Regions from separate parts of the Mus musculus genome. Here regions 2, 3 and 4 are each linked to region 1. Evidence: chromatin loops called from intact Hi-C (ENCODE). Cell type or tissue: left cerebral cortex. All regions are shown on one strand. Region 1 holds the start of E330013P04Rik (RIKEN cDNA E330013P04 gene). Region 2 holds the start of Gm33756 (a long non-coding RNA gene). Region 3 has its middle 4.7 kb from the start of Emx2. Region 4 overlaps Emx2 (empty spiracles homeobox 2).

Region 1 (8,000 bases):
TGGGCATGGGCCAGTTGGACAACCCTTGCCGACAATCCTGACAACCTGAATTCTCGTGTGCTGCATTCTGGCCCCTAGACATAAGCCATGCATGACACATGCACCCCAAGCCCCAATGAGTAAATGCATACCTGTAACCCTACCACTGAGAGGCAGACACAGGAAGAGCCCTGGAACTCACTGGCCAGTCAACCTAGATGTAAATGATGGCTGACAAATGATACCTAAGGTTTACGTTTGACCTCCACACACATACACACACTAAAAAATATAGCAAAAAAGAAATAATACTTCATAGTGGTCTGAGGAGAAGTCAGACGGGGAAACCTTGTTCCATAATTAGCCAGCACCAGTGATATAGCTAAGACTCCCACTGCACCTGGCTTCCCTGGTGAGTGTGGCATGGAGAAACAAGATGCAGGCTCTAAACATTTGTTTATGTCCCCTGCTAGGTTTGGGGTTGAACATTCTGATGGGCACAAGGCAGTATAATGTCAGCCCCTTGCCCCTTCCCTTGGTGGCTGACTCTAGAAAGGATGATTGTGCAGTCACTGTTGGGCTCCCAGAGAGGTACTTCCCACTGTGATACCAGACACAGATGCACACCATTGAAAACTCAGTAAGCAACATGAGGGGCAGGTAGGTGGAGGGGGAAGAGCCTTACCTGCAAGAAACAATGCAGAAGCTCTTCTCGGGGTGTGTGTGTGTGTGTGTGTGTAAAACAACTTGTATCGGGGTATTCTTTCTGCTATTAATGTAAGTACCTACTTCATCTCTAGAGGTAACCCTTGCCCTCATTTGCTGCCTATGCCTTACACTACTCACTGCCCCACCCTACCTGCCCTTGGGGGGTTGGAGGTGAGGTGGCACAGAATTAGTGACTCAGACTCTGGATCTGCAGCAAACTCTTATGAACGCTGCTGCTGCTGCTGCTGCTGCTGCTGCTGCTGCTGCTGCTGCTGCAAACTCCTTTAATACTCTCCACCTACACCACCATTGGTCCCAAGAAAACACCTCTTCTAAACAGCAGTTCCCAATTGGCTGGCATTGTCTGCGTCAGCAATCCTTGGTATCTCAGGCAGTCCTCAGTTAGGTCCTCCCGCAGGGGATGCCTTTGAGGCTATGCAGCCCTGGCATTTATGCAGAGGCAGCTGTGCTGTTCCTGCTACACTCAAGAAGAGCATAGCTGGCCCTAGGTACAAGCTAAAATCATGGCAACTATGCTGCCCTCTTCCTAGAAGACATCTAGAACAAAGATGACAAACAACAGAGGAAGGCAAGAAGCCTTGCAAAAACTAGATGACCTCTTAGAGGGTGTGTTTTCTTCATCTCTATTCCTACATCCATTAACCTAGTCAGAGCAAGTCCGTGTTACTTTCAGGAAGACAGCTCTGATGGGCAAGAATTACTCTTGTGTATCCAGGGAAGATAGAAACATGGCACACACTTAATGTTCCTTTTAAAGGTTGGCTGTCAAGGAACCAGTGGATAGAAATTTAAGATTAAACCCTGATGGAATATGTCAACTACATAGTACCCCTAGCTGATTATCCACGCAGTCTGAAAACAACGCCCCTTCCATTCAGAGTTTCTTTTTCAGTTGCTGAAAACTCTGTCCTACCAAGCCCCTACCTTCTAAATATACAGAGTAGCATGCTAAATGGTAAGTTTCAGAAAAGAAGGTATTTCACAAATAACTGGAGCTAAGCAACAGTTAGGGTTTCTTTCTTCCAAAGATGAAGATCAGAATCCCAGACTCTGCTTAATTCACTCCTACACGGGACCTCTGGATTCAGCTCTTCACCCCTGAAGCAGCTCCTGGTCCCGCTTCTCCAAGTCCTTCTATGTATTAATAATGGCTATCCCCTCAGGGGCCTTGTTGCATAGATATCTGAGAGAGAGAGAGAGAGAGAGAGAGAGAGAGAGAGAGAGAGAGAGAGAGAGAAAGAGAGAAAGAGAGAGAGAGAGAGAGAGAGAGAGAGAGAGAGAGATTTGCCTTCCAAGGTAGTTTTTCTGCTCTCTGTTGCTTAAGCAACTGTCTGCTATAGGAATCCCCAAAGCTGCCAGCTCCCCTGGACTCAGGTCCCCAGCAAGGCCACCCCCCTACCCACTTCTCTCCCATCTGCTTATAATTTAATGCTCTGTGTGTTTTAATCATTTCATTAGGCATGTCCTTATTTTGAAATGCAACTAATTCTTCAGTTCAAACAAACAACCAGTGATCTAAAAATGAGAGCAGTCTTTACTCTGGGCTCCAGGTTGCCTCAGAAGAAATATCACACCTACTTTAAGGAGGGTGAAAGAGAAAAGCTGCCCCTAGTTTGTTTGTTTTAAGCCACTGACTTTCTAGTAAACATATTTCAGAGACTTTTGAGTCATCTTCAGAACTTTCAAAATCAACTTGAAGATGTTTTCTTGAGGATTTTCCCCTCTGAATATTTCTATAAGATCTGTTACTATTAATGTTTATCAGAAGGTGGGTTTAGAAGTGTCATAATTTTATATTTGATGACAACAAACACAAAAGAAAAACAAAAACTGCTTCCACTGTAACTTTGTCTCTTTCAGTATTTTCTGTATAGGAGTTTACATTTACTAAGGCAAAGAGAGTTATCCTTGGCTCTAAGAGGGAAAAAAATTATAAGCTAAGTCCTGAGATTATAGGGGGTTTGTTGTTGCAGTTGTGGTTTGGTTTGGTTTTGCTTTGGTTTTTGTCCCTGACATTCATATTTGTTCTACATCAAGAAATGATGAACTGGCAAGATGGCTGGCTCACTGTAAACACACTTGCCACCAAACCTCAGGACATGATGTCAATCCCCAAGACTTACATGGTGGAAAGAGAAGCAGACTCCTTCAAGTTGCCCTCTGACCTTCACAGTAGGACATGAGCTCACACACGTTCAAATAAATAAATAGAAAAAAAAATTTAAATTCAACTACTGAAGTCCCAGAGCTATGTGTAGGTCTAACATATCTTTGACATTCTGTACAATGTGAAATTGATGGTACCGTTTTTGCTGCTGGTACTTTGGGTTTTTTTGTTTGTTTGTTTGTTTTGTTTTTGTTGTTGTTATTTTGGTTTTTATTTTTCTTCCGGGTAATAGAATGTTCTTTTACCATTTAAGAAGCTTAAGTAACATTCCCACCCAGTAGACACTTAGAAAACTTTTGTTGAAGTTCAGTACTAAATAGGTAGATTTAGTTGCTCCTGTCTGTCTCAATTCCCTTTTCTGACTTAATAAAGATTTAAAATGCCACGTTTACAATCTGACCGGGATATTCTGTGGAGGATTCCCCTACAGTCACCAAACAAATCAAGACCATTTAGGTTTCGTGTAAACACTGAGATGGTGATAATAACCTATTAGAAAAGTAGTTTGGGAAGGATTGTTTTCGGACTTTTTTGGTTCGCTGTGAACAGACCTGATCATTTGCGTTGGTGCCTGACACAAGTGGTTCTCATGCGCCATCTAGTGGCTGCTGTGAAACTGTGCTGTGTCACGGGAAACCCTTTCTGAACAAGCCTTACTGTTGCGAATTCCTGTCCCGGTCGTCGGGCAGCCACTGGACACTTGCCCATCTTTCAGCCTTTAAATTGAGAGGAACCACCGAAGAACGCATGCACAGTGTTTCCCAAAAGCCCTGTATCCTTGGGAGCAACCAAGATGTAATCGGTCAGAGAAATGGTTTCTTCCTGGATCCATGTGAGTTAAACTGTTGTGGGACTGGAGACACTCGCGCCTGCAGAGTTGTGGTGACAAGCAAGGTAAGCCGGGTGACTTTTGTAACCCTTTTTCCCAGCAGAGACTACTCCTGTGTGTAGAAACCACGGCCTGGCAGCGACTTCTCTAACTCATAAAACTTGCTCTAACACACGGGGGAAAAAAGCTTCACTTAATCCAGTATCCTGTGTTGATTCCTGCCTGCGACATCTTAATTCTTACCCACGGGCAGGAGGACTGCTCTCGGCTGTGGACAGTGATGTGGATTTCACAATATTCAATAATCAGACTTTTCATGGGGGCTATTCCAGTCAAATATTGATTTAGTCAGAAAGGAGTGATAGAAATACAGCTCTGTAGGTTTATTCTTGTTAAAAGTCCAAAGTAGAGTGCAGACTTTGAGAGTTCTTCTTGCAGAAAGTATTAGCAAAAAGTAATGTCCAGGCAGCCCCAAGTGATACAAGACAGTTAGCTATGAATTTCACAAACATCATTAAATGTGTGTGGATGTAGTGCAGTACTGGAATGAGAGAAGATAACTAAAATTAAGATAAATAGCTTAGGAACTCACAGCCAGGGAAGCCGTAATTCACAAGTTTTCTAAGCTAGTGTTCTTATTGCCTTTAGGAATAGGAAGCATTGCTTCCAAAGCTGGGTTAACCACTCTTGAAAAGCATAAGGTACAAAGTAATTTACTCTCTTATTTCCAAGATTAAAAACCCTACGATAGTATTGTCCTCGCCCTTAATGCTTTCGGAGAAAACACTCATCCTACAGAAATACACATTTGTCTTCGGAACTCTGATCTCTCTCCTGTGCTGGGACTGGGGTTCACAGCATCTCAAACCCTGTTTCTCAGGCCTTATCTAAGGGTTATCTATTTCCATGGAAACACTGATCGACTTGAGACATCTCCAGTGCTCATATTTAGCAAAGTCTGTGAAGAGTGTCGATGTAGGGTATCCGATTATTACTCAAGTGAAGCCCCTGTGTCAAAAAATTCTAAGAATCATTATCTCCTTTTGAATACTGTTTGAAATTTTTGAATCCACTATCTGGAAACTGAAAGAATAAAAAAAATACTGGCTCATAAAAATAAATAAAAACTGTGGGTTTGTGTTTCTACTGTGGCATGCCTGCTAAAATGTCTACCAAGTGAAATTCAAAGATGTCCGCTTTTCTCAATGTTAAATATTCAATTTCCCAAATGTTGTTCCATGTTAAAATTTAAAGGGAGGGCTGGTTGGTTGATGGCTCAGTGGGTAAAATTGAAAGGAATTTTTTTCTAGATTTTTTTTTTTTTGGCAGTACCATGATTCATCAAAAACCTTGTTTGTACCATGAAAAGAAAGAAAACAAAAACTTGCAATATTCTAACATCTGGCCCATGCTATTTTCTAAGCTTTTTCATACATGCTTTATATACATCAAGTCCTATACCATAGCTCAGCTCACGCAAACCCATTTTCCCATAAACCAATAAAACACCTTAAAATACAGATCTGGAACTAAAAATAAATAACATTAATATCCTATTCCGTCACAGGCCAAGTAGGAATGAGCCGTTCTGCTAAAGCTGTCTTTGGTTGCCGGGATGTTCACTCCAGGCCAGAGGAAATCACTCGGTTCTTTCAGACGCCTTAAGTCTCCCTCCTGTCCACGTTAGAGAGATGTTGCTGAGATAACACAAGACAATCTCAGGGAGGTTCTGTGCTCCGGAGAACATAAAGGGAATGCATTGTTTCTCACAGTCTGGCTGGAAGGGTGTAGCACACGGTAAAATTAAGACCTCCTCCTTCATTGTGCAGCACAGTTGGGCTGTTTGATCTCTAAGTCCTTGGGTAATTGGAGTCTACACAGCATGTGGAATCTGGGTCTGAGCATCTCCCCCTCTTGCCCAAAGCCCTGCCTGGGGGCACGGTTCACCCCCTAGCTGGATTCTGCTTATGTTTGGGGTTCTGCTTTGACATAGGCATTGTTTGCAAGCTGGGAAAATGAGAACATGGTGGAGGCTAGAAAAGGAAGATATACCCGTTTGTTATCAGACACACCGAAGTGAATAGGAACCCAAGTTGAGAATGGCAGCTTCCTGCATGTGGGGAGCGCCCTCCCACATTCCACAGCCTCCCAGATACGGCAGGTTTCTGATTCAAGGCCCCCACACGGGTTTGTTTTTCACACCAGATTTCCATGGACTGCACCTGTCTGCTTCAGGTCATTATGACCTTTCTTATCTATGAGCTCTAAGGTGCCAGCGCTTGGTTTATACTTCATTCATTCAACAAATAACCCAGGCTGTGCTAGGTGCTCTGGGAACTACAAGCCCCTGCAATGAGTCACAGCATGCTTCTGTCTTCAACAAGTAGGAGTAACAGATGGACCCAGGTTGCCCAGGGCTTCTTTAAGAAGCACAGGCTGTAAGGAGACTCCACACACAAGCACGATATACCATAAATTAGAAACTTCACCTTTGAGCCAGGCAAGGCTGCTCCGGTTTGCTCACGCTGCCATTTCCTTTCCCGGGAAACCCTGGGTAGATCCAGGTTCCAGGTGCCTGAAGCCTATGCGATATATCTAGAGACCTGTTTTAAGAATCAGAGGACAAGATTATCAGAGCTAAACACAGGGCCACAGAGGGAGGCCTGCAAGGTAAGAGACTTCAGTAGTAAGCTTTGCTAGCTTCTCTGACAAACCCTCTTCAGAGAAAATAACAGTAATTATCAGTGAAAAGCCATTCACTTTCTCGAACACTCATGCTCAGACACAAGTGGGGTCATTCCCTCCCCCCACCCCCACACACATACTTTACAAATTGAATTGCAAAGAGTTTGGGATGCCTGTCTATGGTTGTCCCATAAGATCCTCTTTTTAGCTTCTCTACACCCAAAACAGTGACAAGTTACTGTGCCTGCCCCGGAGAGTAAAATTAGCGAATGACAATGAACTGGCTGGGGTCTCTATACACTCTGGTGTCTTAAAAGTTAAACCCCTAAGTGGCCTTTGACTTAAGTTGAACTCTGTGGACTCAGACTCTAGGTAGGAGGAATCTCAGAAGCACTGTGTGTGTGTGTGTGTGTGTGTGTGTGTGTGTGTGTGTGTGTGTGTGTGTGTGACACATGTCGGGGAGAGGGGTATTTTAGCAAGTGAGTTTCTCCAGTTTACTTTATATACTTTTTGAATAACAACAAGAGTTCTGACCTGTGATCTATAAGGGACATACCTTGTGTCTATATTTCCTCTGCCAGTGGAAAACAATGACTTCTCCCAAATCTTTGGCAAGTCTGTGAGAACCCATTTTCTTTCTTAGGTTCTTAGCACAGTCTTTGGTGTGTCTGCCTCAGATACACTATGAAAGTCCCTTAGGCCACAGCCCTGTATGGAGTTCACCAGACAGGAAAAATAATAGGTCTCATGTGTGTATTTGGTACTAGCTTAGAAACCCTGCTCTGTGGCCTTGGGTGAGGCACTTAACTTCTCTATGCCTCCATTTCTACATCTGTGAAGTGGGTTGATAGAAGAATCTTCTCAAGGGATGTTGTGAGGAACACTGTAAGTGTTAAATAGCATTGCTCCAGTAACTGTGCACTTCTGTGCAGAAATCCCAGATGGGGGCCATTCCAGTGGTCACTTCCCTTCAGAACCAACAGTGAGTTGTTTTCCAAATCCCCATTTCTTCAACTGTCTCTCATTGGAGTGGTCGTATATACTGGGTCTGTCTGTGGGGCACCAGTTTATCCTAGAAATGGCCCATTAAATAGCACTCTCAGGCTTCCCGGCAATTGCTAATTAAAGTGGCATTAACCCTAATGGGCTGGAAAGCGGGATTCTTGTTTCCCACTGTGGTTTCCAAAGGCTGAGCCCTGGCACCCACATGCCCGTTCTGGGCCACTCAGATCACCCATGCATGGACCCACTTTGGAGTGGGGGGGGGTGGAGCACAGAGGCACTAGTGAGGAGAGAGGAGGGGGTCGGGGTGAGAAGCGCCACAACTTCTAAATCTGCCTGTGTGTGGTTCCTGAGGAACAATAGCAGGCAGGCACAAGTGCCCTACCAGTCAGTCACAGGTGCTGATGAGACTTCACCTAATTGCTTCATTATTTTTTACCACTCCACGGAACAGTTTGTATTTACAATCCTGTATATGGTTCTATTACTACCACTTATTGTGACGATTCCAGCAATTCCGAGGAGTCTCCAAGGGCTTGGACAAGTAGAATCTTGTTTTTCTTGATTTCCCCTGAGGGTGGGAGGTGGCAGGGGTGGGGACGGAGAGGA
Region 2 (8,000 bases), 760 kb before region 1:
AGTTGACAGGATGACAGGAGGTGGAGACATGAGGACTGACTCAAGTCTGAAGCCAGTCTGGACTACATGGTGATGAGTTCTAGGCCAGTTTAGGCTACAGAGTGAGACAGTTTCAAAAAGTAAAAAGAAAGAAAGTAAAGAAGAAACATTAGGTAGTGACATCACAATGTATCCTTTTTCTTCTTTCTTCTCTAGACACAGCCAGTATTTTTGGCAGCTCTGCTTCAGTATTCCCATGCAGCGTAAGACTGAAAATCCTTTTGCAAGGTTCAAGAAGCACAAGGAGAGAGACCCCTCTTTAACTATCTCCATTTTTTTTTAGAGATGTAGGATAGCCTAGTGGTCAAAGCTACTGGAGCCAGAGTCTATGGCTTTGGGTCTCCGGTCTGCTATCATCTGGGGAGATTTAGGTCACTTCCTTAACCTCACACCTCTTGTGTACAACACAAAGTGGTATGGCCTCATGCTTTCACAGTAGAATTCTTGCCAAAGCCTGAGTGTGGGAGCTGAAGAGATGGCTCAGTATTTAAGAGTGTTTGTGGCACAGTAATGAGGATTGGAGTTCAGATCCCAGCATCCAGGCAACCACCTTGGGTGTCCCACAAATATGTGTGGGCAGAAATGCATCTCTAGCTCCAAGGGAATCTGCCTGTCTTTTGGCCTCTGTGTACTCCTCTACATACATGCATGTATTCATATAGTCACACTCAGAAAGACTGACACACACACACACACACACACACACACGCACACACACGCACACACACACACACACAAATAGATAAAAATCTCTTAAAAATTCTTAGTGTGGGTGGGTTACAGTACAGTCGGAGTGAAGTTTGCTAAGCAGATGGCATGGAGCCCAGTTCTAGTCAATAGTATGTTGGCCTTGCCTTACAGAGAAGGCAGTTGTATAGGTCACTCACATTGGAGCAAACTGGAAGGCTGACATCTGGAGAACTAATTGTCCACTTGTTCTATGTCACCTTCTGCCCCATTTCCTGGCACCTCAGTGAAGAGGGGTCCCCCATTTTTTTCAGGCATCACTGCATTTGACCCCAGTGTCACCCTTGTCATTGCTCCCACAATATACATAGACACACCCGGAAAATGCATAGTGACCTGTGACAAGGAGCACCCCTAAGGTGTTGTAACCCTGCATATTCCAAATCCAGAGGCTACTAGCCATCTTTGGTCTCCTCAACTCCTTCTAGTCTAATTTTTTCTTGCTTGAAGTCAGGGATGGAATTTCAGGATCGAGAAAGGGCAATACCTGGGATCACCCCGTGTCAGCTACAGAAAGCCAATGAATGTGTAAGGGTGTGTCTATCTCGTCCTTCTGTGAGTTTTTGTTTGTTTGGTTTTGTTGTTGTTGTTTTTTTTTTTTTTTTTTTTTTTTTTTTTAGAACTTTTGTTGAGCAGTTAATCTGTATTTACCAGGGGTGGGAAATGGTTCTGGTGAGTAAATTCCCTTCTGTTTGAACATCAAGATCTGACTTTGGATCCCTAACACTGATGCAAAAGCTGAGTGTAAAGCTGTGTGGTGGTGGCACACATCTTTAATCCCAGTACTCGAGATATAGAGGCTGCCTGATCTGAGTTCAAGGCCAGCCTGGTCTATAGAGCCAGTTCCCAGACAGCCAGGGCCACAAAAAGAAGTCCTGTCTCAAAACAAAACAAAACAACCAACCACCATCACCAACAACAGAAATCTAGGTGTGGTTCCCTAGTGCTGAGGGATCAGAAATAGAAGCCTCACCAAAGCCCAGTGGCTATGTAGTGTGGCTAATCAGTGAGTTCTGGGTTCAGGGAGAGGCTCTTCCTCCAAAAATGATAAGCTGATGAACAATAGCAAAGACATTTGTTATCAACCTCAATATGCATTTGCACACATGTGGGTAGTATTCATATGTGTGTGTGTGCGTTTGCACACGTGCGTGTGTATGTATGTGTATATATACATATATGTGTGTGTGCGTGTGTATGTATCCATGCAGATGTATGCACTATAATACACAGAGACAGACAGACACAGACTACAAGCACACACACACACACACACACATGAACCTGGGTACAGGCATACAACCATTTCCTAAATTCCCTTTACAGTTGGATATCAAACAGACTGGGAGGTAGGGAGGCCTGGGGGTGAGCGGTGAACTTGGAGGGGTGTGTGTGTGTGTGTGTGTGTGTGTGTGTGTGTGTGCATATGTGTGCATGGGTGTGTGGTGAGCATGGAGGCAAATGATAACCCACTTGCAACTGAACACATTTTATCTTGTCTCACCATGAAGTTGGAGTTTTCATGAGGAAACCATGTTGAGGTAGAGAGAGTCTCTCCTTTATGAGAGGCCATGTGACTACTCTTGCATGTGGCTAATTTCTTCTCAATTAACCCAGGATAGTAAAACAACCTGTCATAATCGATTCCAAAATCAGATTTTGGAGAAGGACAGTGTCTGACATTTCATCTTTCTTAGGTCTTCCACTTTATTTTCCCTAAGAGTGGAAGGAAGAAGCAGCCTGTGTATATATGAACATGTTTAAAGAAGTCGAAAACCTAGGCTTTGCAAGGATGGTTTAATAGTAGGAATTTAGGCAAAACTAGTGCACTAGGCACTTTTCTTATGTATGACGGAATATCTGACGGAACAACTTAAAGAGGAAAGGTTTGGCTTCACTCACAGCTTCAGAAGCCTCTGCTCACAGCTTCAGAAGTTTTGGGCAGGGCCGGTGTGGCCAAGGTTATGAAATCAGGAGCATGTGACTGGGGCTCCTTGCATCTTGGTGGCAAGCAAGGAGCAGAGAATGTAGTCCAGGACCAGAAAGAGGTACAGCCCTCAGTGCTCCGTCAACTTGTGAGCTACTTCTGCCAGCATGGACCCATCTCCCAAAGATTCTACAACCTCCCCCAAACAGTGCTACCATCTGAGGATAGAGTGTTCAGACACGCGAGCCTGTGCAGTACATTTCAAGCAACCAGTTGGTATCACAAGACTCTTGTCAACTTTGATCAATTAGTGGTAGAAGACTAGAGTGTTGTGTTGAGAAGGATTCTGTGAGCGAGTACAACATCAGAGAGGAAGAGCTGTAATTGATTAGTGATGTCTGTCACAGCCCTCTGTGTGGAAGGGGAGAGTGGCAAAGGCAACCATTCCTGTATAAATTAGACTAAGTTTTCTCTTCATAGTATTTGATAGTTGTGAAAGAAGTTTTAATGAGAATTTTTTTTTATTTAACCATTCTGCCAACTGGGTAGATGCAGTAGGCCTAATATTTTTTCCCGTTAGTAAACTTGTCTGTTATATGTTTAGAGGTACTATACCAGGCTGTGTGAGACTCCCCAGGGATATGACCATCAGTTTCTTTTCCATTCTTACATACTGCTCCTCATGTGAGAAGTGTTCTAGTCTCTCTTCCCTTCAATATGGTTATTCTTAGTGGCTTGCTTAGCCCACAGGATGCACCTGGCATGATACTCAGGAACTTCCAGAAGGTCTTCGCTGGCTTTCAGTTTCTGCCTACATCTCCTCGAAACCTTTGCATCCTAGGAAACAACCTCTCTGGAGAGATCATATGGAGAAGACTTGAGGCTGAAGGAAGGATGCAGCTGATTCCAGCCATGAATCTCTCCCACTGAGGTCCAGCTATATGAGGAACTGTCCTAGACCTTCCTGCCCAGGTCCTTTGCCAGCTGAAACCCCATGGGTCACTGACAAAAGATGGTGTGAAACATTTTGACTCACACAATCATCAGGAGAAAAACCTGCTGTTGGGAATGACTAAGTTTGGAAGGGTTTGCCATGTAGTAATGTTATGTTAAGTAACCAGAACACTGGGTTTTGGTAGGGTTAACTAAGACCTGCTTTTGATCCATGTAGGTCAACGTCTTTTGGGAGTGATGCACACATGAACCAACAAGCCAAAATGCGGTGAAACCAAACATGCCAGATTTAATGGTGACCCAAAGGGCAGGAGATGTCCCCACCTAATAAGGACAGGGAGGCAAACTAGCAGGGGCGAGTCTGTCTTTTGACTTCAATGACTTGGGGCCCATTATATGGGACATAAAAAAAAAGTCATTTCTTTTTAAAGGAACATTTAAAATAGGAGAGGCGGCAACCTTCACCTCAAGCCTACATTAGATTTGCTCCTTCTGGCCATACCTGATAGGTCTGGTTGTGGATAAGTACTCAAGTTGAGCCAATCAAGTTTTCCTCCAATTGAACTGAGATTTAGAGGCTGTATGCCATTGAGACTGAGTCATGATGGCAGGAGCCTTCTAGTGCTGGGCTTCTCAGCTTTGGACTCTGGCACTGTGGACATTAGGGTTTGTCCATTCTTTATTGGGATGAAAAGAGTGGCCTTGTATGCTTCGAAGAATGTTACTAGCATCTCTAAGGGCTCCACCCAGTGAACACTTGCAGCATCCTACCACAGGGTGTCAGTGTTCCCTGTCTGAGGGTGGGAAATCACCTCTAATTGAGAACTACTCCTCTAGAAAGACAGAATTCCTGGGCAACCCTCTCTTGTCCTCACTGAAAGGCCATAAACTCTTCTATCTGAAAGCTGACCTAGAACCTTCAGTAATCTGAGCCAGTATCTATATCTTGCAACCCAAAGCATCCTAGAGCACATGGTTCTGAAGGTTGGGATGGAGCTGGCTACACAGTTAGGGATAGGAAGTGTTTGTGGAGCAAAACTATGGGTGCAGGAAACAGCACCTCAGAAGCAACCGTGTGGCTAGAGTTTCACACAGAAGGTGGTGGTGGGCTTCAGACTGCAAAGACCAGCCACACCTTGCAGGCCACACTAAAATTGGCAGACCCAGGGGTTGTGCCCCTGGGAAGGAGGACGATGCTTTCCACAGGTCTCTGCTTCATAGATACAAACAAAGATTGGAAGGTGCTTTTTGAATTATGCTGGACCTCAGGTGAGGACAAAGTGGGGCCTTCCACTTTGTCAGTTAGATGACAACTCACCATTGCCCACTGCACTGATGTGAATGTGTGTGTGTGGTCCTTCCAGTCAGACTGTTTCAGGGAACAGGTACATGCTGAAGAGCTCTGCATGCTTGCAAGTAGCCAGTTAGAGACCCTTTTCTCTGCCTTTCAGGCCTGGCTTGAATTCTATTCTACTAAGCTTCTATTCCTACTATTCTTGCTACTGCCCAGAAACAGATTTTTCCCTTTATCTCAAGTTGAAGTTCTGTAGGAGGTGGGCAGATTGGCTCAGATTTTGATATAGGGCAGAGTTTTGGGTCTTGGGCAGATATGAACCCTGTCTTGAGTTCTATATTCATCCCCAGGTGTGTGCGGGACAAAGCATGGTGGATCTTTGAGGAGAAAGGGTCTCGAGAAAAAACTTCCTAGCTGGTTCCACTGGAAATGTTATAGCTGAATGGTGCTGTTGGTGACAATCACAAGCTGGTCATGGACCTTGAAGTCTCAGCCTCCGACCAACTGGCCAAATCCAGTAGCCCTGGACTGGGTGCACCCAGGGGAGGGCACTTCTGAGGAACTGGCTTCCAGAAGCAAGTTCCCTTGGGAAACTCTGCAGGCAGCTTAAACCTCAAGAAAGCTACTCATTAGGATCGTGGGGAGCTGTTAATTGCCCTGTCCAGCCAAGACACAGTGTGGCCGCGCCAGCCTGCTGAACAATAATGAAGTCTGTAGAAGCTGCAGACCCAGCTCGGGCTGCCTAGGATCCCTCCTGCCTTCTCTTCATTCTCTCACCACAGACACTATGCCCCCTGCTGTCCTGCTGCCCAGAGACCCTCACTGCAGCCTTCAAACAGAACCGCTCCCCTAGGGACCCTCTCCCCTTGTCAATCATATTCTCCAAAAGAACAGGCAGGGATGCTGAAGCCCAGCAAAGGCTTGTTTAGCCGCGTTGTCAGTGTCTTCATCTCGAAGTTATGTTTACAAAGGGATAAAGATTAACCGAGAGTGATTACTCGCCCCCTCCTTAGAGAAGTAAGAAAGTTCAAGAAATTCTGTCTTGGGGATAAAGCTGTGCTTTTGGTTGTTATGGCAACAGTCCCGTTTCCCCCACCTCACCCCCACCCCCAACCCCCGTGCCTCGTAGTCCTATACTGAAGCAGGGCGATTGCAGTTTCTAGGCCGTGCAGAGAGGTAGAATGCCCATGTGAAGGGAAAGCGGAAGGTCTATAGTCTAGTTTCAGCTCCGGGACTTACTAACAGTCCTTTGGGTGTGGAAGTGGCAAACTAGTAGGTTCCAGAGACCTTTCTAGAAAGAACATCGCAGGGAAAAATAAAAAGAACCTTCAACCTTTTTGAGAGATTTGGCATGAGAAACCCATTGGCACTTGCCACATCCTGTGGGTGAAGGGGGAGTGGTGGTGAGGTAGTGGGGTGAGGAGGTGGAGGGAATGGGGGGAGGGCGCTTCCCCCCTCCCTTTTTTGAGGAAGTTAGATCAGAGGAAGCTGTCTACAGTTAACCACCAGGGGGCAGCATGTAACCTATACTCAGGCAAGGGTCTGGGATTTACAGTCGGGCGACCCAGAGGTAGAGGTTTTTCAGGGTGGCAGCTGCTGAATTATCAGTGCCAGGATGGAGAGTGCCTGTATGCCCAACTGTAATGTCTTAACTGAGACTGTGCAGGAGGTAGGCTGTCCCGTGGGATAAACACGACTGTGTTAGTACTGTTAACCTCGGTGGCCTTGCCTCGTCTCTCTGCTATCTGTTGAATTTCATGAAACCAGGACTCTCTATTAGATTGTTGGTTAACTACTAACCCACAGTCCGTTCTCTATGACCCCAAGGTTGCCATAGAGATGCTACTTTACATCTGAATCCTGCTCGGTAGGACAAGGTTGAGGAGTTCTCTGAAATCAAACTCAATGGGAATGCCTCAGTCAGCACTGCACCTGCTGCCAAGCTTACCGACATGAGTTCAGTTCCCGGATCCTCACGGTGGGAGAGGAGTAACTAACTGGAGGTGTCCTCTGGCCTCCTGGGATTTCGTGTGGGTAAGCATGTTCACACACACACACACACACACACCTACTAAATAATTTAATATTTTTTCATTTGATTGTTATGAGTGTGGGTGTTTGCCTGAACGCACATCTATGTCAGAGCACAGTGTTCATTGTAGTGCTCATGGAAGACAGAAGAGAGTCTCTGATCACCTGGGACTGGAGTGACAGGTAGTTGTGAGCCTCCATGTGGGTTCTGAGAATCAAACCCAGGCCTTCTAAAAATGTAGTCAGTGTTTTAACCACGAAAACATCTCTCTAGCCCCCTAGGAAATTTGGTTTTTTTTGTTTTCTTTTTAAAAAAGAGGAGATGGTTGTGTGGTGGTGCACACCATACCAGTGCTCTCTGTTTGTGGGTATGCATACACATATGTGTGGGTACCTTTATGCATGCATGCACGTGTGAGGAGACTAGAAATTGTCTTCCTCAATTGCTTGCCTGCCTGCCTGCCTGCCTTCCTTCCTTCCTTCCTTCCTTCCTTCCTTCCTTCCTTCCTTTCCTTCTTTCCTTCTCCTCTTCTTTTTCTCCCCTACTCCCCCTCCTACTTCCCCCTCCTCTTCCTCCTCCTCCTTTTCCTCTTCCTCCTTCTCCTCCTCCTTCTTTTTCTAGACAAGAGCCTTACACTGAAACAGAACCTCCCCGATTTGGCTAGACTAGCTGTTTTAGAAGCTTCACGAATCTTCCTGTCTCTGCCTTCAGTCACTGGGATTACAGTGTGCACCTCCACACCTTTTTTTTTGGGGGGGGTGTTTGTTCTGTTTTTACATCGGAGCTGGGGATACTGACTCAGTGCCTCATGCTTAAGCAGCAAGCACATTACCTGATTTCAAAGTGGGGCTACTTAAAAATGCTTAGTGGTAAAGAGAGTGGTGCATCTCTCTCATCTCCTGTCAAGGCTCTACCTCTGCAGGAGGCAGCTGACTTCCCACGCCATCATCTTCTCACTGCATGGCCTCTCTGATGATACAACCTGGTGCCTGCAGAACATGCCTGTG
Region 3 (8,000 bases), 690 kb before region 1:
CTCCCACAGCTTGGAGCCCATGGCTTGTTGCCTGGAGCCCAGAATCTGAGGTGAGCCCCTCCTCTGTTCTCCCAGATGCATCAGCGGAGCACATACTTCACTCTTCTAAGTAATTTTTAATTCATGACATAATTTTGTGGAATAGCCATCCTTAGAAACAAACCAGTTCCTATAGTCTCCTCGAGTAGAGGAGGCTACCCCAGGGAAGGAATATTTGGGAGACCAGAGGGACCTGGTTGTTCCTTATTGCCAGATCCGCTTCCTGGAAATATAATTCGATCCAAAGGTATCTTATAGCGGGTTTCAAAGAGGTTTCAATTAAGACTTCGTAAAGTTAGATAAAAACACCAAATACACGCTTACAGGGAGATTAAAAGGAGATTATAGGGAGTTAAAGATTAAATATATACCATTGTTCTGGTATATATTTGCACACACACACAAATACATAAAGCATGCAAATACGTACCAGAACAATGTATAGTGCATATAATTTATATAATAACTATTAATTAATGTGACTATAAATTAACATAAGATGTCATAAATTAAACACTTGGTGAAAATCAATACATATTATGTAGTAAACAGTATCTAATGCAAACAAAATAAGTTGTAGATCCGGTGTGTGAAACACAATTACCACTTCTGAAATACACAAGATGTGTTGAAGTTTTTTGTTTGTAGCCGTGAGAGGCAGCTACCCTGGTGTACGTCCCTCTGTGCATGCTGCACCCCAACCTGTCACCTAGCCTAGCCCCCAGAGCCCACCCTGCCTTCAATGTGGATAAAAAAACCAACCTCCCCCATCCCCTGATCAGATTCTTGTTGGAAAAACCTTAGTGCAGTTCTTCTTACAAGGATCCGAATCTAACTTGGGGGGAGGGGAGGGCACACATTTCATAAATGACCCGGGAGGGCACACTCAACATGGTCACTGTAAGCCCGTTTGGTCCCTAGAGCGTAATGCTAGAGTTCTTTTTCAAACACGAAAAGCAGTTTAACTTGCTGTTTACCAACGAAGGCATTTACAGCCAATTTAAACTTTGAAATGAATCTTCATTTGCAAGGTCTGAACGCTGGAGAGGCCCTTCAGCGCGATGGTTGGGAAGGCAGTTTCAAGATTGATGACGGGTTGAAAAAGATTCAAAGCAAAACAAAACGCACAGGAAACAAAAATTGTATTAAGGACGCTTTCAGGAGTTAAGCGGTTTATTGCTGCATAATAGCAGTATAATGCTGCATGCATTTACTCTTCCCAGGAAGAGGAAAGTAGAAAAATACTTCCACGGAAAGTTACCCGAAAGGCCCCCTTTTGAAAGAAGGAAACACCATCTGATGAAGCCTGCGAATTACTAAAGACTGCGAATTACTTTTCTCCGGAGTCACCCAGGTCTGGAACCTGGACATCAGTTGAAAGCTGGGTGGTGCGTTAAGCAAAACCTCTTTTCTGTTTTCGATGGGAACACCAGCTCGCCTGAGCTGGTGTAGGGCAGGGAGATCATGGTACGCAGCCTGGTTATGGAGACCGAGGCTCAACGCGCTGCGGACAGCGACCGGCAGCGCCCCGGCAGGGAGAGCGAGGAGCGTTTATTTGCAATCACTTTAACTCTTGGTGGCTGGTTCTCTTCCAGCGCCCTGTGGCGGGCGGAGTGTTAGACAAGCCCCGTAGTCTGTAGCTCTCACCTCAGAGTCAATATTATCTCAGATGGGCACAATAGACTGGAATGAAAAGCTAATATTGAACCAATGTGGTCCCTGCTCGCGCCGCCGCGATGCCACCCTTTGTTGCGCAGCCCCGGGCGCAGAGCTGCTGTCGGCCCAGCTAAGCTGAGGGCTGTGGCGGTCGGGGCCTTCTTTGGCGCTGGGGGCGGGTGTGTGTATTCACTGTGGGCTAGAGAGACCCTGGCGGGTTGCAGCTGCTGCAGCACCCTGGGAGACTCCTCAGCACCCTCGCCCTGGCCAACTCTCTTCCAACTTCCAGGGGTCGGTTGTGAAGACCAGCTCCTAGTGGGAGGAGAGCTGCACCGAGCTTCTCTGCGCTGTGACAACCGGGTGTTGCAAACAGGAAAGCCAGGCCTAGTAAGTTCAGCTTGTGTGTGCCAGGGCCCCTGACCGATGTGAGTATGCCACTGCCACGGGGCATGGGCAACTGGGGCACCACAGCTAAAATCATAAGCACTAGAACGAAGCATAAGGCTACCTGTTTCAAAGTCTAGAGCTGTTGGTAAGGTGTAGATACTGGAGGGAGTGTTTTCTGGGTGTGAATATTCCTCTTGGGGCATCATAGAATCTCCCAGATTTGCTATCCCAACACAGTTGGCAAAAGTAAAGAGCTAAGAAAGCCCCAACCACTTTCCTTTCTGCCTTGTTGCATCCGGATGTTCTTTTGCCCACTAGAGGATGTTTCAAGACCCCTTTGAATCTCTAACGGGAAAGACACGGGGGAGCCACACAGATAAAAGGGCTTCCTCCTGAGCTCTGAGAAAGCTCTCACTCACATCCTTGACTCCTAACTCCCAGGCTTTGCTAGCTCAGGGTTGGGAATGTGGCTTTCAGGACAGTTGGTGCAAACCATCAAGCGCTAGGATTACAAGAAGCAAGATGCATGAATAGGCCCTGTGGCTTGGGTCAGTTTGGGTGACCCATCTGAGGGTGGGGACTCTTTGCTGACCTTTTGTGTTGGCTGGAGTGTGATCTCTGGAGGCTGGGTGAGAAGTAGCTTGGGCTGTCCAGGGTTCCTCATGATCTAATCACTGCAAAGTGGCACAGTGTACAACTTCTCTGACCTTCAGCCTTCTCACCTGGAAAATGGGCATCTTACCATTCGCCACACTTTGAAAAGTTCGCTGACTCGTGGGTGTGAAAGGACCTGCTTAAAGCCAAGTTCCACACAGGACAGGAGCTAATAGTGTTTCCCAAGTCTTCCTGGCATCCTCCCCAGCTTTCAAGGAGAGTCCAAAAGAAAAAGCCTGGCATTTCTCTTTTTCCTCAGATGGCTTTACCCCTTCCTTTCTAGGTCCAGTTCTTTACCCTAGAAAAGTATGGAATTCCAGAAAGGAGAGGCGACTGCTCAGAATAGCATTCTAGAGGGCATTCTGTTGTCTATTACATCTAGCAATCCTTTATTTTCCAGGTGGAGATCCATTCTCCTCTGTGGGGTTCTGGTCAAAAGCAGTTGGGGACAAAGCTACTAGAGAGCCCAGGAAAGTGCCTGAAAACCCCCCTCCATCCCCTCCACATCCTGGACCTATGTGTGTCTTGGAAGGGCAGCTTTGGGATGACTGGAGGGGGTGGGGACAGAGCTATTTCATTTCCTTCTGGAAAGTCACCTGGGCAAGCCTGTCCATGGTCCCTGGCTCCTGCATCCTTGTGTGTGAGAACATCTGTTTTCCCTGCCTTGTTTAGCCATAATCTCTTATTTGAAGGCAGCTGATGGAGAAAGAAACGATGACATCCCTCCCCCTTTGATTATTTCTTTGCTTTCAATGATGAATCACCAGAGCTGTGTGTGCTGAGGATTGACGAGATTCAATGATGGCATTAAAGCCCTATGCCCCTGGTGTGTCTCCCAGAGTAGTGTGGCATTCTGGACTGAAACGTTGGCTTCCAGAAATCCAGAAACTCACAGGCAATGCATCTTTCCTGCAAGTCACTCGGCGCAGCAGAAGCCATGATCCGGGAGAGATGCTCTCTCCAGAGTTCGTACCACCCCCTAAGTCTGTCCTTTGAGCAGTAAGGCTGACAGTAATGCTCAAGCCCTCTTCATACCATCCAGGCTTCCATCAATTCTATGCGGATTCTACTGCTTCACCTCAAGAGAAGAGCTCGGTTGCTCCGTGAAAGATGAAGTCCGTGAGTGTCTGGTGGCAGGACATGTCACCATAGCCCCAACGCTGCCCCTTAGTCTTGTGGATTTGCATTTAGTGAGATACTCTTCACCTGCACAATAATCAAGGACCCACCCCCGTTCTTCCCCGTCGCAAGGGGGCATACATCTAGGAGAGCTGAACCTGGCAACCCAAGTTCTTCCCGACCCCATTCAGTCAGGGTCACTACAAGTCCATTCCTTTAAGTCACAGTGATTAAGCAACGATATCCGGGTACTTAGTCATGGAGCTGTGTTCGCCTTGCGCAGTAACTAGCTATCTCCCTTGCCTAGATAGTCCCCGTCACCACGTCCTTGTTAGAGTGTATCCTATCCATTCCTCCTTGCTCCCTTTAGAAGAAAGCCTGGCTCCCAGAGAAGGGGAAATTCCAGTGAGGGTGAATTGAGTTGAAGCCGATGGGGACAGGTGGGAAGCAAGGTCAAGTCCCATGAACCTCCTCAGAGGTTCTCCTCTGGTTCAGACTGAGATTGGTGGCAGTGGTCTGCAACCCCTTGCACTCTCAGGGAGCTCAGAGGGCATCGCGCCTTCTCGAATCCCTCGCCACTAGGCGCCGCTGCACACACGCGGATCGCGGCCCTGGGCATCCCTGCCTACTCCGCGAGAGAACTCTGGGGACAACGCCAGAAAGGGATTTACCGTGATAATTTTAAAAAATGTTTTTAAGGTCTTAATTCTCTTTTTTCGTTTTCCCACAGCCGCTGTAGCTTTCAGAGGCCGGGGAGACTGGGATCACAATTACAGAGTTGGAGAAACTTCGCAGCCAGAGCTAGAGTGGGCCTTCTCAGGACATCTGACACAAGCCTGAGGGCCACTGGTGGTATACAGTGAGGTTCACTACTCTGGGACACTACAGGGTCCAAACACCAGCCTAGCAATGACGAAAATGTACAGAACACTAAAAATGAGCTAAGCTCACCCAACCTCAACAACTTCTAACACATTTATTCAGACATTTGTGATACACATCTAGTTGTCCCAGGAAGTTCTATCCGTTAGAGTTGCTTGATGCTATCCACCCACCCAAGATAGCTCTGGGGCCTAGCAACCCCACAAGCAGAGTTGAGGGCACTGCTTCTCTGTAAACAGAGGCTTTGCAGGATACTCAAAGCCCATGGTTATCACAGATCCTCAGAGATCACTACCCTTTGATACCTGTAGAGATTCAAGAATCCAGCACCTCCTACGGGAAGCACAGAGGAACACGGCAGGCAGGGGTGAGGTTACTGTGGATGCCTTTTTACAGCATTATTGTTCGGTCTGTGATGCCCTGGCTGGAGGCACATAATAACAGCAACATCCACGAGAGGAGCTGGCTTTTATTAAGGTTCCATATGTGCTAGACACTGTCTGAACAGTTTGCTTTGCCAATCTCTTGCAACAATCCCAAATGCTATTTATTGTATTATTGTTTATTCCCATTTGGAGGAAGAGGAAAAAGAATCAAAGAGGATAGCTTAGCTTGCCCAAGGTCACACAGTAAAGCTACCAATGTACTGGGGGTGGGGTAGTTTTATTAGGTATAACTACAAATAGTAAAATTCACACTTCGTACTGTACAGCTTTGAAAACGGGGTCTGTAATTACCTTTACTCCACTAAATAACTGTTTGATCATACGGCCATACAGAAACTCAATGGCCACTGCTCCTGTCTGCTTTCTAGACTGTACGGGCTGCATTTTTACATATGACAAAATGAGGTCAGGAGAGACTGAGGTGTTGACGCTGGTCTTTCAGTAAGAGACAAATGCATTATTAGAACATTCACATGTGTCTTCTAGTCCTCTGCAAAAACCATGGTGCCCAATCCCCCAGTGACTTGGAGTGCACACTGGGCAAAGAGAATCAGCCCAGCTGTGTGTACAGGTACTTAACCAAACAGTGGCTTCTTGGGTCCTTAAGGAACCTAGGACTAGAATTCTGCTAGGCCATCTATGAGCTCTGGGTCTCAAGCTGGACTTGAATGCCCGGAGCCCTGGTGCGCCTCTGCTGGTCAGTGTGGTTAATAAGTTACTCTCTAGTTAATTCCTCTACACGCTGAGGAGACCAGATTCTTCCGGGGCACCTCTGGGCTGGGAGCATGAATTAGCATAGATTATTTGGCATCTATGGCTTCTGCACCCAGCCTGACTCACCGGAAACCCGCTTTTCTTCTTCAGTGGAGGTTGAGCGAGAAGGGGCAGAGCCTCCTTGGGTTCATGTACTTGACTGCCAAATGCTCCTGCTGCTCTTGAGCACTGGCTACCTGCAGGGCACCCAGAGACCACCTCGGGTCGGCAATCTAATGGTAGAAGGGAACTTTGCAAGAGGCTGGTGGCTTGCTGAGGATCATGAAACTGGTGATATGCCCCTGCCTCATGCAAGAGACTGGAGGCCCTTGTCTGAAGCTAGGTGCTCATTCCCTCAAGACATTTCCCCAGTACACCCTGGTACAGAGAGGTGAGGGATCAAGTAAGTCCCACCAACATATGGGAGTTTCAATCAAATCTTCCAAACAGGTCTGGATTCCTTGCCGCTCAAAGTCAATGGCTGTGATACCCACAGCCAAGCGTACTAATGCTAATGATGCTAATGCTGGGGGAGGTATTTGGTTCTGAGTGAAGAGTTTAGTGGTCCTAATTTGTAGTCACAGCATTGCAGACCCATTCAAGACAAGACTCACCTTCTCACCCTCCTCCAGAGTATCTGCAGTGTGACCAAGTGGAAGCGTTTGTTTCTAGCGTTTGTTTCTAGAAGCCCTAGCTCCTCTGAATCTTGCTTGACTAGGCATGGCCCAAGACTTCCGCCCTTCTTTGGGCTCCAGTCTTCAGAGGCACAGCCTCTATTTCCACAACCCAGATGAAACTAGGGAGAGATTTCTCAGCTATATTTGGGGTCTGGTTCAGGAATGAGGAGAATGTGGCCTCAAATGCATACCCTTTTTTATAGGGCTGAATCTAATGCCCATAATCTCTGAACTTGCCCCCAAAAAGGGACAAAGAAAGAAGGCCATCTAGAATAGAAGGTGAAATGATCTGAAGTCTAAGGCAAGGGCAGATTTATACCACGAGGAGAGCAAAGCTGAGGTGGAAACACTTTTCTCAACTCCCATTCTACCTAGGGGCTCCCTTGAGCTTCTGCCTTCTCACATGAACGCTATACAAGAAACGCACACAACCTGAACAGCAGTAGAGGAAAAACAAAACAACAACAAAAAAATCAAAACAAAAAAAAAACCCCAAGAAACCAAACAGGAGACCTCTCCTTATTATTATTATTGCCGGGACTACCTGGAGCGTCCTAAGACCCAGACCCTTGGTGGAATCAGGTGGCTTTCATAGTCCCTCTAGAGGACTTCACGTCTGTCTTCTCCAGATCTGCTTCTCCCGGGTCTCAGGCAACCTAGCCACCAAGCACAGATATTTTATCCCTCTTAGGATAAATGGCTTCGACCTGGGAGTAACAGATTTAAAGGACGCCAGAAAAAAATTATCATTAATTGTAAAATACCTGCTGGTACTTCACTTTAGAAGAATGTAATTGGCAAAGGGTGTGTGTGTGGGGGGGGGGAGGCGGCTGATGAATAGATAATAGATCTTTAACCACCAATAAACAGAGAGCAGCGCCAGCAGGCTGGGGGGATGTGATCATAATTATGCCTCAGCGTGAGCCAATGGGGACGAGAGAAGTCGGCCCTAAAATCATCCCAAAACCGAAGGCAAGCTCGAAAATGCGGACAGGGCCTAGGACCGGAGACACAATCCTAAGTGCCAGGTTGCGAAACCTGGATTTGTAGAGCAACCCAGCCCTGGGACAACAGATGTCAGAATAAAAATAGGTACAGTAATAATAGCAATAATGGGAACAGTGTCAACGCCACTAAGGACAATGGAACGATAACACAGTCATAACTTCAGCTTCTGACCTAGGACCCAAGACTCCTTTCCCAAATAACCCCACATTTCCCAGAAAGAGCTGTTTTGGGGACAGAAGTGACCACCCTCCAGAAAGGATAAGCAGAAACTCTTGGGTGCAAGCTGGAAGTCCACTGCCACGGTACAGGCGCAGCTGGCCCCTCAGGTTTGAACTTAAAAAAACGAACCAGCCGGGTCAAAGACTGCAAACGCGTGGAC
Region 4 (8,000 bases), 680 kb before region 1:
CAGGGAAACAAGATGATTGGCGGGTATTCCGCTTATCGAAGTCCATTTAGAAATGATAATGATTTTTTTTTTTGGAAAAAAAAAGGCACAGGACTTTTAATTTTGCACTTCACAGTGTTTCCCCCTCATCTTTAATTAGAAATAACATACAAAATTCCATGTCTAGCCCCATCCTACACCTGTTTCAAAACTTGAATTGCATGTAGCAGTTGTCGGGCGAATGGTGTCTAAAAACTGAATTGTAATTTTATTCCTCTTTTAAAGACAGGTTCTGTGTATTTTTATTTTTTATTTTTTTTCTGAGAAATGTTCAGTCTGTAAAAACACTTTTTTGATACCTTCTATTGTCAAAGTGATTGTGAAAGCTAAACGAAGTAGGCTCGGAGATAGTGGTCCTCTGACAGAGAAATGAGGGAGCAGGACTGGGATGGAGGGCGGGGGAGGGTGCCCCTGAGAAGAATCAGGACTCATGCTAGGGGTAAAAACAACCCACGATAAAAGACCCAAATTAATTCTATTTCTTGGATATTTCCTTTCCTAACATTCTGATACTTTAAATCACCAAGTCAACTTTTCCTTTTAGTGGTTGGAGAGATTGACTGCATCCAGCCACTCATCATAATGGCCATTCAGAACTTTTAAGTCTGTCTATTGCAAAAGTGGAAGGAAGGACTGTATTTAATGGGGTGATGGTGGCGTGGCCAAGGACATGGGAGTTTTCAAGCACTGAGTTTCTCTTCCAAGACCATAGACTTACTAAAGAGGGTTACAAATGCTTCCTTAGTGTCTTCTATACCAGATTGTAAATATTTTTGTGTTTTGTGTTAATTTGTTAGAATTCTAACACACTATATACTTCCAAGAAGTATGTCAATGTCAATATTTTGTCAATAAAGATTTATCAATATGCCCTCAGAGTAGTTGTCTTGGGAAACTGAAGTGGATCTTTACAAAAGTAACTCTTTAATTCGAATGTGGGCCTTCTCCAGCTAGGCTCCAGAGACCCTGACTCCCCGCCCACAAAAGAGCCAGACTGGTGGCTTTTGAGGGCTTGTATTTTAAAGAGATGTGAAGGGAGATGCTTAAGACAGCCAAACTCTTTCAGAAGAGGAAGAGGAGAGAAGCTGTCCAAGCAACTTTGCTGAAGGATTTTAGTTTCAACTCCAGGCTAAAAAACTAAAACAAACAAACAAACAAAACAAAACAAAAAAAAACCCTTCACTTTACTTCTGATTTCCTTTTCTTTGTAAAGTTTAGAACCTAGTTTTGGCCTGGAGAATATTCTTAGAACCCGAGGTCTGGGGCTTCTAACTTCATTTCTGACTTCAAACCCCTTCAGGACAAGTCAGCCTCCTCTTCTCTCTTTTCTTTTCTCCTTTCCTCTCTCTTTCACTCTAATCTGCATAAAGTGAGGGAGATGAACCCAAAGGCCCCCGAAGCCTTATAAGGCAAGCATTCTGAGAGATCTTCCACTCTTAATTTTAACATTAAAGTAAAAGTTGTAACCATTCTCAAAGAAAACTTCGCTCTTTCCCTGTCCTCCCCCTGCCGAGGGTATGAGGTTGTTTTTTGCATGCTTCATTTGCTTCCTATCCCGATAGGCTGCATTAATCAGTTTTATTTCCATTGATAGAGAAACCTCGTCTGTTCTGTTCGAGCTACAAAGCGTCCTGTGAGCTTTTGTGAAAGTGCAAATCAGTTTAAGCAATTATCATACCAGGAATATGAAGGGAAAAGAGGAGGCCTTGCCCAGTGGTCTCCTTTAATCTCTTAATCCACGGATCCAGGGGGGCTGCCTGGACATAATTTAGGACAATCTCCCCCACCCTTTACACTGTGATAAGGCCAAGTTACAATGCAGGGGCAAAAATACAAGCTTTGTTAACATCCTGCCTTGAAAAGTTAAGATTAGACATTCCGTGCACGTGTGGGGACTTTAGGGCACTATGGAATCTTTTCTTTCTGTTTTTCCTCCCCTCCTCTAAAGGAGAATTCATTCTCTGTTTCTCTCCCTCTTATTTTTTTTTTCTTCTTGCCCCTGTATCTCTGTTTATCACCCTTCTCCCCTTGGTCTTGGTCCCTGGGCAGACCTGGCTGCTCATACTTTGAGCTCACAAAGGCCGTTCCTCTGGAGTTTGTATTGTGGGTACCGGTAGTAGAGAGGTTTCAGGAAGATCCGGGCTTGCCTTCCACAGGGACAGGTGCAACTCGGGAATTCCACAAAGATGCGTGGGGCTTGGGCTGCTTCCACAGTGGGATGGTCCATCACTGACTGTTCTCCCTTTTGCTAAGAGCAGGTTACTTTCTTCATGCATCCCACCCTCCCAAACCTGGAATGGTTTGGATATAGAGTAGAGTATAGTCTCCTTACAACTGAGACTGACCCTTTTATTTAAAAAAGTACCATCTTGGAAAAAAGCTTTCTGCAGTAACCATAAACTTAAATTTAAGTACGAGAAAGGGGAGTGGTGAAGAGTTTTTTTTCTAAATGTCCTATGCAGTGTGACAGCAATAAAATCATCAGAGAATACTATTAGCTTTGAGGGGGAAAAAAAAAAAACCTAAAAGCTTTATTACAAACCAAGCTTTGAAAATAGGGGGGATTAGGCGGCTGAAAGGGTCCCACAATGGTAGGAAGAAAAGGTTTCATGCTAATGAGGTTAATGCCCTTTGTATCTCGGGCCTCCACATCTTCATTACGCGCTATCTCCGGCTGCACCGAGCGGCTCAGAGAGCCGCAATCCACTCCAACGCCCCCCTTCCCGGCCCAAAGAAGGATTTGATAGCCGCTCTGTTCAAACTAGATAATTATATCTTTTCAAGTCGGAATTAAGATAAAGAAAGTGAAGCAGAGGCGGCTCGCCTTGATCCACTGCAAACAAATTTGGCGCACTTTCGAGTCCTTCCCCCCGCCTCAAAAAGGCAGGACAGTCAGCTTATTAGCCGCTCGTTTGCTTTATTAATTCATCTATTTAAAGTGGCAGGATTAGAGCGTCTAATGTGGGCGCGGGCTGCCGTGGCGCTGAAGAATATAAATATTTGCGAGATGCCATCCCACGATGCCTATCTGGGCGTAGGGCTGGGTCAGGGTGAGCGGGGGCGCATGTGCTTCGCGTCCAGTCCCCTTTGCTGTGCACTGGAGCTTGGCTGTGGCCAGTGGAAGCTGAGTTCCCACTCGTGTTCCGTAGGTGCCAGGCCTGGATGCTCTGGGCAGGGCTCTCTATGTGCCTAGTGGGCAGGGCTGAGCTTTACTTCCAGAGCACAGCCAACTAACTGCATGCTGGTTGTCCCTTGTCTTGCCTGTGACTTGCAGGCTGTAAATTGACATATTTGCCCCGCCCCACCAGTGTGTCCCCCCCTGTGCCAAAGAATGTTCAGTCATCCCAGGTTTTCAGTTTCCTTTTTCCTAATAGGGTCAAGTGGAAGCGGGCCAGGACTACATTCTCCTGCGATATACACCTGAGCTGAGTATTTCTCCCTTCGAACACATAACTTCCCGAAGCAACTAAAACCATCTGGTTCTGGCAGAAACCTTGGATTTCCGGGAGTCACCGTTCCTAGCTAACATTCTGGATGTGTGGAGTTCCAGCTCCCTGGAACTCTGCTTCTGGCAGCCGAACCGAGCCGGAGCGGGCACGTTGGCCGAGGCCCGGAACCTGCCGGGCCACTTTTGTAATAGGGGCGGATTGTGGCAGCTACAGAGGCAAGCCAGGCCGATCCGACTTGAAAGCCCCCCCCCCCCCCCCCCCCGGCCTGAGCGTGGTTTGGGAAACTTGGGCTCCTCCCCGTCCGGCCTCGAGTCTCAGGAAACAAAGTCCTGGACACACTGGCGGGTTGGGGAGGGATTCTGAAGGTTCGGAGGCTTGGCTCTGTGCCCTGTTCTGTGGTGGTAAGATGGGGGCCAGACTGGGCTGCCCACAAGTGGGCAGTTGTAAGTCAGTATATGGGTCGGTTAGGCTGGAGGTCTGTGATAGTACGTTTGTAATAGGTATGTGTCTCGGTCCACCCTACAGCTGTGTTTGTGGATTATGGAAACTCAGTTGAGCGTTCTCACCTAGGACTCAAGTTTGTTTGTATCCGTGCTGATTGTTTACTTTACGCAAAAGCTGAGGAAGTTAGAGTTCCCTGCATAGATTGTGGCAAGATGTCCAGCTTCCCTCGTGGCTCTGTATTGTTTTGCGTCAGGACAAGAACTTGCAGTCATAGGGCTGAGAATGAAGCGCCTAATAAGGTGTGAACATACAGCTTATTAGATTTGTGCACCAGGTCTGGTTGTATAAGATATCTGTGGATATCGTTTGTTTGCGTTTTAGAGGATGGTATGGTGTTTGTGATTTGTGGGGACTCTTCTTCCTGTTTGGGTTGGGGGGAATTCCCTTAATGAACATCCATGTCCAGCATTTAATGTTGCATTTTTGTATCTTGGGGTCTACGCATGAGAAGAGTGGAGGCTTGTGTTGGGGTGTTATTCTCGAAGTGCACCACCAGCTTCTGGAGTTCGGTAAACAACAGACAGTTTTTGTAACTGCGCATCTTTTTCTAGGCCGAACTCTATTATTTCTGCAATCAGCACTTGATTTATTTGAGTGCTGCCTCGGAGCAGCCGCGGGCGAGGTCGAGGATTGCCTTATAGTACTAGGCCACCACGCCGGGATGCGGAGCCCGGAAACAGTCTGTGCCTTAGCCTCCTGATTTATTTTCCCCAACCAGCCCCGTAGCGAGGGGGAAGTTGGAGTTTTGAGAACCCTCTGACCCCAGCCGTGACCCGGCTCCGGGAGGCAACTTCTCCAGGCGCGATCCTGTGCGCCAGGAAACCCGAAGCAGTGCCACGCTTGAAAGCGAAAGGTCCATTCATCAGCCGCGCCCCAGCCTCTAATTGGCCTTTTGTTCATTAGAGCCTGTTGCCCAGCAGGGGAGCTTGGGAGGGCCCGAGGCTGCAAGTCGGGGTGCCTGCTGCAGGCTGGGGACCGGTGCCTGTGCCCGGGGCTGAGGTCTCTATAAGGGCAAAAGCCAACGCGCTCCTCTGAGGGGGCGCCAGAGCGCGCCAAAGATCACAACCACGTGCAAAAATGCGCTCCTGGAGGCTAGTCCCCAAGAGTCAGGGCCTAGTCCTGTGGCCATGGCCCCCTTTTGTTCCTTCCTGGTTCCCCTGCAGACCAAGCTGCCCTCTCACACCCTAGAGGCCTCAGACCTGCTGCCCAGCCTCTCCCAAGTTTCTAACCCAGCTGCAGCTGGTGGGACTGGGAAGGGCTCACATCCTGCCTTTCTTTATGCTTACAGTTCCTTCTCCCTGGCTTGCCACTCACCCCAGAGACTTTGCACTCCTTTTCTAGGTGCCAGCTCACACTGTCCGGTCATGGAGCCCGCATCCTACTTTACTGAAAGGCTAACTGGAGAGAAATTTTGGCACAGATGACCAAGGTGGGGATGGTCCCACACCCCAGGGAGGGGGAGGAAAAGGAGACCTTTGTCATCCCAAATTCCTTATCCATCTCCAAGTCAACCCACCTAGATCCATCCCACGCTTAATTTCCAAACCAAACCTGAGCTTTTCTACCCCCTGACATCTCCTCCCCCGCGCCCCTCCCCCAACTCCACCTTTACTGTCGCTTTGCATACTCATCAGAGGAGCCCTAGAGACAGTATGGGGCTTCTCAGAATACACCCAAGGACCAAGACGCACCTGAGGGGCCCCAGCAGTGCCTAGGCAGGGGATTGGGGTCGCTTTTGGAAATTGAGCCAGAAGGACCAGCTTTGCCTTGCTGTGGACTGGTTGTCAGCAATCTCCCAGATCGTGGCGACTGAACCTATATATAGGACTTTGGGCGGCTCCTGGCCTCAGCTACCTCCAGGTCCTATATATAGCTTGGGTCTCCATAGCCCCGACTGGACCCTGACGTCAGGAAGAACTTGATCTTGCTTGCTTCACTCCTGCTTCTGAAACTGATCCTTGAAATGAGAGAACAGACTCTACACAATTCCCATGGCCTTGACATAAGGTACAGCGATAAATATACACCACTAATGAGCAATTACCATATAATCACCTTCCAATTAGCTCGCATAATGATGAATTAAACATTCTAGCAGGCGGGATTAGGTTTCTTACTTTGTATATTATTTACGAAGGCTATAGCATCTGCAAAGAACCAAATATCAAATTAGATGGGGAATTTTCACTTGGGGGTAATTAAGTATTCAGGCCAACGGCTGTGTTCTGGTCACTAGTGCATCAAGTGAGGCCTCGTGCAGGATACTGACCAGTTCCTTGGCCATTTATTTGTGCTCTCTCTCTCTCTCTCTCTCTCTCTCTCTCTCTCTCTCTCTCTCTCTCTCTCTCTCTCTCTCTTCCTGTGTCTCTCTGTCTGTATGTGTCTCTCTGTCTCTGTGTCTGTCTTTGTCTCTCTGTCGCTCTGTCTGCTGTCTCTCTCCGTCTCTGTCTCTCTCTCCGTCTCTGTCTCTCCCTCTCTCTCTGTTGTAATTGCTTTTCCTCTCCCCCTTTACCACCCTGGCCCCTGGGGTGGGAGACTACATGACTGGGGATGCCAAGGCCAGGGACCAGGGATGGGACCTCAGCCTAAAGGTGGAAGGTAACTCACAGTCGCAACCAGCGACTGTCCCCCGGGCCCTGTGCACTCTGGTCCCTTATTCTGTTTCTCTGCAGCCCAGGACGGACGCCCCGGGGGGCCTCTCTGATCTGTGGGAGCTATTTGAGAACAAACGCCGCCAGCCACCGCTGCTGCTGCTGCTGCTGCAGAGTGCAGGCCCTTATGGCTGCTCCATACGGAGGAGAGGGGCTTCCCTCAGCGCCCCGGCCTTGCTAGGGTCCCTTAAGGGCACTCCTTTCAACTTGTACTCGCTGTTCCCACCCAGGTATGGGGAGGGAAAGCCGGGTGGGAATAAGGAAAGAAACAACAAACTTCGCCCCGCCCGCAGCCACCTCTCCTGTTCGGAAATGAATTTGGGCAAGAGATTACTTCCTAATCTGATCTAGCTCTGCTGACATTTGGGAAGAAGATGAAAATGGCAGCTCAATTTCATTGTGAAACGGGGTCACTTCGCGGGGCTCTACTCCCTAGAGAACGTGGATGCCCCTCCTCCTTCCCAAACCAGAGGAAGAGGAAGAGGCAGCAGAGGAGCTGGAGGGGTCAGCAAGCTGCTGGATTGGTGGTCTCCGGTTCAATGGTGGGGTATTAGTAGGCAGCCAGCCTGGGTCAGCTTCCTCTGTGCATCATCGCCTGCCTGCAGGGCTCCTGTTTGTGCAGGGTGGAGAGCTGAGGGCTTTCCCTCTGGACTAAACCGGAGAGCCTCTTTCTTACAGGGGTGCCATGGGAGGCGAGGAAGTTTTGCCTTCCCCTGGAAAGTCATTAAAGTCATTGTCCCCAGGGCCTTTATCTTGCTTCTCCTGTGCTTTCAGGGTAAGTAGCCATACTTGGAAGGGATGGCTCCTGTGATAGCTCCCCTCCCCAATTGACTCCTGGAGCTGCAGGGTCCTAAGAGGTAGGGGCTAGGGCTTCCCTCATCAGAGCTTCCCTTCACTCACTGCAGACCTGTTCTTGATCATCCCGCAGGCCCCACATTGTCTATCCTCTGCCCTCAACCCTGATTACCCAGAAGTAGTCTCATGCCACACCAAGCAAGAGGGAGCTGATGGAGTGTGTTGCTTGAGGACTTGTTTGTTCCTTAAATGCTGTGCTCAAGGAAGGACTCTTAAAGGTCTAGGTGCTTCTGAGGAACTCCCGTGGGGTGCCCATCCTGGGATGATGACATCATCTTTAGTGCAGGTCAAGGGAGAGTAGAGAATCTATGCTCCATGGAACACTGAAGATGTGGGACACATGCCACATGTCTAGGCATGTAGATGGTTCTGGAGGAAAGGGTTCATGTTGCCTGTATGATGTCTGTGTGCAGCTTAGGAACAGGTACCTTTTCTTGTGGGTGGGTGATTGCCTGGTAACCTATTAAGTGACTGGATTTCAGTGAAGTACTTTGCCCCTGTC

What was found. Hi-C counts contacts between places; a loop is a spot of excess contacts. Peaks named below come from ENCODE experiments on the same cell type or tissue, not always from the same donor. Only the 100,000 strongest peaks of a DNase experiment are listed, where the experiment ranks them.
Region 2: it touches region 1 in a loop (2.9-fold over the local background); 3 of 42 quality-filtered maps call a loop at or near these places.
Region 3: a loop joins it to region 1, with 8 times the contacts of the local background. A loop is called at or near these places in 33 of 42 quality-filtered maps.
Region 4: a loop joins it to region 1, with 5 times the contacts of the local background. A loop is called at or near these places in 31 of 42 quality-filtered maps.

What each region holds. Positions count from the first base shown.
Region 1 is chr19:60,141,067-60,149,066 of GRCm38, forward strand. It overlaps E330013P04Rik (RIKEN cDNA E330013P04 gene), which reads left to right and starts at 3,609. Exons shown (of 5, transcript NR_026942.1): 1 at 3,609-3,769. In left cerebral cortex, a CTCF peak has its summit at 3,482 (motif pointing left); DNase peaks (open chromatin) are centred at 3,475 and 6,087; H3K4me3 peaks cover 342 bases.
Region 2 is chr19:59,382,931-59,390,930 of GRCm38, forward strand. Gm33756 (a long non-coding RNA gene) reads left to right here and starts at 6,531. Exons shown (of 4, transcript XR_386849.3): 1 at 6,531-6,630; 2 at 6,789-6,995. In left cerebral cortex, CTCF peaks have their summits at 4,439 and 6,473 (motif pointing right); DNase peaks (open chromatin) are centred at 4,443, 5,610 and 6,461.
Region 3 is chr19:59,449,952-59,457,951 of GRCm38, forward strand. It overlaps Emx2os. Among named protein-coding and RNA genes, the nearest start is that of Emx2, 4.7 kb to the right of the region's middle. In left cerebral cortex, CTCF peaks have their summits at 4,432 and 5,866; DNase peaks (open chromatin) are centred at 4,448, 5,977 and 7,573; H3K4me3 peaks cover 802 bases; H3K27ac peaks cover 427 bases.
Region 4 is chr19:59,464,443-59,472,442 of GRCm38, forward strand. It overlaps Emx2 (empty spiracles homeobox 2), which reads left to right. Exons shown (of 3, transcript NM_010132.2): 3 at 1-915. Among named protein-coding and RNA genes, the nearest start is that of Emx2, 9.8 kb to the left of the region's middle. In left cerebral cortex, a CTCF peak has its summit at 4,912; DNase peaks (open chromatin) are centred at 3,428 and 3,645.